Regions from separate parts of the Homo sapiens genome. Here region 2 is linked to region 1. A link is a contact called in ENCODE Hi-C or POLR2A ChIA-PET data. All regions are on one chromosome and are shown on one strand. Each heading gives the region's core, a stretch centred on a gene start or an enhancer-like site at or near the end of the contact. The rest is flanking DNA. Distances are from core to core; before and after follow the strand shown.

The links. A loop is a pair of places that touch in the nucleus more often than their neighbours do. ChIA-PET counts read pairs that join two places held with the same protein, here RNA polymerase II (POLR2A). Pooled maps may share reads with other maps.
Region 2: a map of OCI-LY7 shows a loop between it and region 1 (4-fold over the local background). The contact joins two enhancer-like sites. A Hi-C loop is called at or near these places in 3 of 168 maps with a recorded cell type or tissue (OCI-LY7, endothelial cell of hepatic sinusoid and naive thymus-derived CD4-positive, alpha-beta T cell) and 7 of 50 pooled maps. POLR2A ChIA-PET finds 5 or more read pairs at or near these places in 4 of 52 experiments (CD4-positive, alpha-beta T cell, OCI-LY7, activated T-cell and 1 more).

The regions. Positions count from the first base shown.
Region 1 is chr2:7,566,141-7,569,394 of GRCh38, reverse strand. No RefSeq gene overlaps it. Among named protein-coding and RNA genes, the nearest start is that of LINC01871, 160 kb to the left of the region's middle. Within about 2 kb of position 1,579, at least 4 of the 41 ENCODE cell types and tissues checked have a DNase peak (open chromatin) inside an H3K27ac peak, as active enhancers do; they include OCI-LY7, where a contact is called at or near this core.
Region 2 is chr2:7,623,670-7,626,923 of GRCh38, reverse strand. No RefSeq gene overlaps it. Among named protein-coding and RNA genes, the nearest start is that of LINC01871, 100 kb to the left of the region's middle. Within about 2 kb of position 1,488, at least 3 of the 41 ENCODE cell types and tissues checked have a DNase peak (open chromatin) inside an H3K27ac peak, as active enhancers do; they include OCI-LY7, where a contact is called at or near this core.

The sequences.
Region 1 (3,254 bases), core at 330-2,829:
AGCCCAGCAGTGCTTACCTCCTGTGGACTAGTGTATATTTCTTTTTTTTTTTTTCTTTTTTTGAGATGGAGTTTTGCTCTTGTTGCCCAGGCTGGAGTGCAATGGTGCAATCTCGGCTCACCATGACTTCTGCCTCCCAGGTTCAAACAATTCTCCTGCCTCAGCCTCCCAAGTAGCTGAGATTACAGGCACGTGCCACCACGCCTGGCTAATTTTGTATTTTCAGTAGGCATGGGGTTTCTCCACGTTGGTCAGGCTGTTCTCAAACTCCCGACCTCAGATGATCCCCCCGCTTCGACCTCCCAAAGTGCTGGGATTACAGGCGTGAGCCACCGCACCCTGCCGGCTAGAGTATATTTCTCACTATTGGAAGAGAACGATGGCTTGGTGGAACAGCATCGGGCTTAGATTTAAGGGTCTGGGTTGAAACTCTGGCTGCAACACAAATGTTGAGCCTTTTGTGGAGTCACTTAAACTCTCTTAGTCCCCATTTCTCTGTCAAACGACTATCATAAGACCTACTTCTCAGAGTGACCATGAAGCCTAAAGGAAGTCATATATGTGAAAGCACCCAGAGTGTGCCAATGAATGTATTAGAGTTGACACTTCACACTAGAGTAGCCTTTTTCTGTTGTTTTTTAAATCACTGCTACTACAGACCAGAGAATAGTTATCTATTAGTTGTGTATTTTCTTGCATAGCACTGAGCTAGGAACTGATGAAGCAGAGGCCAACCAAACAGACATGCTCCCTGCTTGTCTGACTTTTCATCTATGTAATAACTTTGAATAACTCCTTAAAATAAATAAAGATAAATGCTCACTCTTATATGGTAAAGAAACTGAGGTATAACAACTTTAAGACAAAGACAAACAATATTTTGACATGTCATGGGGTCTACCAAAGTACCTTGACTATAACATGTATAGAATTAAAGATGCATCAAAACATGCATGAAGAATTCCGAGACAGAAAGAAAAGTTGTCGGCAGTGGGGGGTTTTCTAAAGAGAAATGAGCAGCAGTCTCCCAGGAGCCACACCCTGTCTCTCAGCCATGTTTTATTTATTGAACATGGGACTCTGGCAGGAGGACATGTGTCTTCTCTTTAACCTCAATGAGAGAATGCGGGGAATGGCCCCAAGCAAAGGAGGTCCTGCCCATCCTTGGGCAAGAGTCATATGTGCTTCTCCTCCATCACCCCAAGCCGATGCCTCATTTTCCAAACCAGCCTCCTCTCTACACCCCTGTCCCTACAAATGCTTGACTGGCTAAGAGGATGGATGGGCATTTGGCAGATGAATTCGGGGCTGCTCAGTATACTTGGACTTTGGCCAGTGCTTTGAGATTGAGGTGGGCATAGAAAAGTGTTAGCTGGAAGACAGCTGCAATTCTAAGTTGGGAGAGCACAGGGCAGTGCACTCTCTTTCCTCTGAACTTGTAGCTGAAAGAAGCTCGCTGCTGCCACACACCTGTGACTTTGTGTGAGATGTGAGCTGCCGGTCCCAGGGAGCCCCTCAGAGCTGGTGGGAGCAGAGGCACCCTGCACCCTCACAAAGTTCTCCACAGTTCAGCTGCACCTGGGACTGTGTAGGTGTGTTTTTCTCCTCTTGTTGATTTGGTTACCGAAAAGAGCTTTTGATGGAGACCACATCCTTTTACTGAGTATCAAGAAAGTTTATTAAAAGTAGCTCAGAGAACACAATAAAACCCCCAACTATCTGATTCAATAGTGCTCGCCTGACTTTCCTTTCTCTGTCACCAAGTTATAAACACACCTTCTGTAATCAGCTGTACTTTCCATCTTGAAAGGATATTTCAGAAAGGGAGATAAGACAAACGGGCAATGGCAGATGATAAATCAGAATGTATATTGGATTCTTTTAAAAAGATATGGTAAATTCTCATTCAAAGTATACAAAAGCATGTATTGCTGAGTTACAAATACTGATATGCTTTAACTCGTTCTATGATAACAGCCAGGAATGTATCTAAGATGGCATATAACTTTCAAAGAGTCCTTTCCCTTCCGTGCAAATGTTGTTGCTGAGAGTGTCTGCAGCCTGCATGAACTGGCATGTACTGCCAACAGGTACAGGAGCATTCTAAGCAGAGGGAAGATTTAAGTCTTTAGTCCATCTTGGATTAATTTTTGTATAAGGTGCAAGGAAGGGATCCAGTTTCAGCTTTCTACATATGGCTAGCCAGTTTTCCCAGCACCATTTATTAAATAGGGAATCCTTTCCCCATTTCTTGTTTTTGTCAGGTTTGTCAAAGATCAGATGGTTGTAGATGTGTGGTGTTATTTCTGAGGGCTCTGTCCTGTTCCATTGGTCTATATCTCTGTTTTGGTACCAGTACCGTGCTGTTTTGGTTACTGTAGCCTTGTAGTATAGTTTGAAGTCAGGTAGCGTGATGCCTCCAGCTTTGTTCTTTCGGCTTAGGATTGACTTGGCAATGTGGGCTCTTTTTTGGTTCCATATGAACTTTAAAGTAGTTTTTTCCAATTGGTAGCTTGATGGGGATGGCATTGAATCTATAAATTACCTTGGGCAGTGTGGCCATTTTCACGCAGAGGGAAGAGCATGTGCAAGGGCAGAAAGGAGTGCCCAGTGTGGAGACTCTGCAGCTGAGAGGTTACACACACTCACTTCTCATTTTAGGCTTACAACAGTCAAGGGAGGTTGTAAGGGATATGTAGGTAATGTGGTTTAAGAGGTCAAAGATCAGAAAAATTACACATTGCAAAAGCCACGGCTTGAAAGGCAAAGAGAACAGGAACTCATAGCTTGGACACTTACTAGCCGTGAGGCATTGAGTAAGTGATCAGCCTCAATGTCTCTGTCTTTAGAATGGGCATGATGATGCCCACTTCATAAGACTTGCTTTAAAGATTGCATTAGGAAAAAAATGTAAATCCTAACATCATGTAGCAGATGCTCGAAAAGTGTCCTTTTTCTTCTCTTTTCCCACTTTCTTTTTACCTTCCCGTCACGTTCCAGTCCTGTCTCCTCCATCCACCATTCTTGGTGCTGTTTCTTCCCTCTGTGCTTTCCAGGAAGCCCTTCTGGAGCCTATTTTTGAAAGGGGTGAAATTTCTCCTGGCCCTGAGGCCTCACCTGACTTCTCCCTTTGGCACCCAGGCTGCTCTGCCTCCAAGGCTCCAGCATGTTCTTCCCCAGAGTAGGCTCTGAATTGTACATTTTTATTGTTTCTCAACCTGGTGCTTAATGGAGGTTTAACAAATGTTTGCTGC
Region 2 (3,254 bases), core at 239-2,738, 58 kb before region 1:
TAGTTGATGGTTACAGAGAGAGTTTAAGATTGTGGTCATTTTTGTAATCATTCTAACACAGGGGATATCCAAGTGAGAGATGAGAGTGGTTTCCATAAGAGTAGGATCAGTGGGATGATGAAAGTTATTGGATTCTAGGCATAATTGGAATATAATGGATTCAAATATGAGAATGAGTGTGATGGAGAGAGGACTCTAGGACAACGTTCAAGTTTGAGGCCTGCAGAACTAGAAAGACAGAGTTGCCATTTACTGAGATGAAGAAAGAAGAGAGGAGTAGTTGGGAAGGACAATTGGGAGTTCAGCTTTGTACACATCAAGTTTGAGAAGCTTATTACATGCCCAAGAGAAACTTCCAGTAGGAAGTCGACGATGTGAATGGAATTCAGTAGTCGGGGGATGGGGTGGGGTCTGCTGATAAGCTTGGGAGGCATTGCATATAGGGTTTAATGCTGCAGCGTTTGAGGAGATCCCCAAGGTAGTGATGTTGATAAAAATGTGAAGAGATACAAAAGTGAAATTCTGGGCTCTCCTACCGGAAATGAGAAGGAACGAGCACAGGAGACAGAATTAGAGACCACAGCGCAGAGCAGCTAGAGATGAACAAGCAGATTGTGCTTGATGAGGCTGGAGTGCAACGTCTGGAGGGAGCAGAAGATGAAGCTAACAGAATAGATTGAGACCATCAGCAGAGCCTTGCATTCCTCTGCATCTCTAGGAAAATGGATTTTGTTGGAGGAAAAACAGTATGATGTTTTAAGCACAACAGGCTTTTTTTTCTGTCCTTACAGACTGATGAAAGAGACACAGATTTAAAACCCCAAAGTCATCTCGGGGGGTTTTCCCCACTGGGAGGCTTCCACGTGCCTTTTGAACCCTAGTTATGACAACTCCAAGGGTCCTACGGTACATCTAAAATACCTGCAATCATCAGCATGTAAGTGACTGGCCAAGGCAATGAACTGAAGTTTGGAGACTTGCTTCGCTCGAACTTGAGTTCCTGTAGGTCACCCCATTTGAAGGGCATATTATTGGGTACGGTATAGGGTGGAGTGGGGCTCCAGGGGCAAGTCTTTTGGTATCCAGTTTTCTATTCTCTCTTTAGGAACACAGGTAATTGATATCTCGAACTTCCAAGCTGAACAGCTAAGGTCTGGAGAAACAAGTTTGCTGAAAAGGACCAACGATTTAATTTTATTCATCCTGTATCAAATTTCTGCATCTCACAGTTTGGGCTCAACAGGAGGTGACACTGTTAACTGTTGCTCTTTTCACTTCCTTTTTTCCCCCTCACTGAACATAAACATATCATTACGCAGTTACACTCCACTATATTTAGAGTTGATTTTTAACTATCTATTAAATCAAACAGGGAAGCTCAACTGTTCTACCTGGAGCAGGAGAACTGGCTGGGGAGGTGGATTGATTCACTGAGGAGGGCAGAATGAGAGTGAAAGCTATTTTGCCAATGACGATGTGTACCCTGGAGCTCACATTCCTCTTTTTGGAGAGGCAAGCACCACTATAACTAGGGCAGGGCCAGCGTCCTGCCCACAGATGGCCCTGAAAACCTCTCATTCACCAATGATCTGGGCTTCAACTCCATCACATTATATAGATGGAAAGGACTTTACAGGTGTCCACAGTCTCTATTCTAAGCAGTTCACTCCTCGAAAACATGATCTAAAGGATCTCAAGATCCCAGGGACATGACACGCTCAGCAAAGTGACAAGTTTTGCTTGCTCAACAAGCATGGAGAGTACTGCCTCCTGTACCTCCTTCTTGGAGCCTTGCAGCTTATATCAGCATCCAGGCAGTAAGGCGCTCTACCATCGAGAACCCTTTCCACCATTGTCCATCCTGCTATTGTTCATTCCATTTCATTGTGGAATCTTCCAGTTTTGATCACACTTGTGAACACTGATAGAACCACCAATGAGAGAACATACTTTAGGAGACATTACTATAATTCAGACCAGTAGAGTAGTTTACAACATGCCAACTGGGCTTTATTTGTAGCCTATATCACAGCATTGTGTGTGAAAAGCTAGGACTATCTCCTCCATCTCATGATTTGAGAAACTGAGAAATGGAGAGTTTGGGTGGTGGCCAGATCAACACTGACAATGGTGGTGGAAGCTCTAAAGAAGAATGCAGCTCCTGTGATTCCCAGTGCAACCTGTTTTCTTTAGACAGAGAAGCAGAGGGGAGAAATGAGTAGAAGCAGGGATTGGAAATGGGCTGATGAGGCAGTGCTGGGAAGGGAGAGCTACTGTTGGGGACAGAATCACTGAGGGGAGAATAAGGACTGGGAAGGTGGGGGTTGAGGTTACCAAGTCACCAGCTGCCACTGTCTACACCTCAGATTCTTCCTTATACCCTTTTATCAAATTGAATTACAATATGAGTAACAGAACTATGGTCAAGTGGTCAGAATTCGTTCTCACTCCTCCAGTTAATATTTGCCATCTATATTATGGGATATTTTGCTGCTTACTAGCTAGACATTTTTTTATTTTAAATCTAATATTCTTTTTTTCTTCTCATCCTGTCATGAATTTCCCTCTTCTAGCCTCAAATTTCTGGCTGGACATGGTGGTTCACATCTGTTTTCCCAGTGCTTTGGGAGGCTGAGGCAGGAGGATCACTTGAGGCCAGAAGTTTGAGACCTATCTGGGCAACATAGTGAGATCTCATCTTTACAATAAAGTAAAATAAATAGCTGAGTGTGGTAGCAGGTGCCTGTAATTTTAGCTACTTGGGAGGCTGAGGTGGGAGGATGGCTTGTGCCCAGGAGTTCAAGGTTACAGTGAGCTATGATTGTGCCAATGTACTCCAGCCTGGGCAAGAGTGAGACCTTGTCTCTCTAAAATATATATATTTTTTATTTAAAAATTTTCACAGATGAAAGACACTATTACGTATTCAAAAAATACATTTAGTAAGTTTTTGCACTAAGCCTTGTATGAAATTGCCTAGTCTGCAATGGAACCATGTCGACTTGGTGAACTAGAAAGTCCTAGGATTCCAAATCCTTCCTGCTTTCTTAGTAACGAGAGAGCACAGCATCTTGTATGAGTGGAGAGGCACAGGGTACCCTGAAGAGTTTCTACAATATGCTAATGCCCTTGTCCTAGGTGGCATCATGACTGCGTATCAATGAAGCCATATCTCCATTTCCATTTGATGATTTGTGTGCCAAAGTTTGTACGGGTTTTACATAATGCATTTTCAAGACATAATGACTTTATTA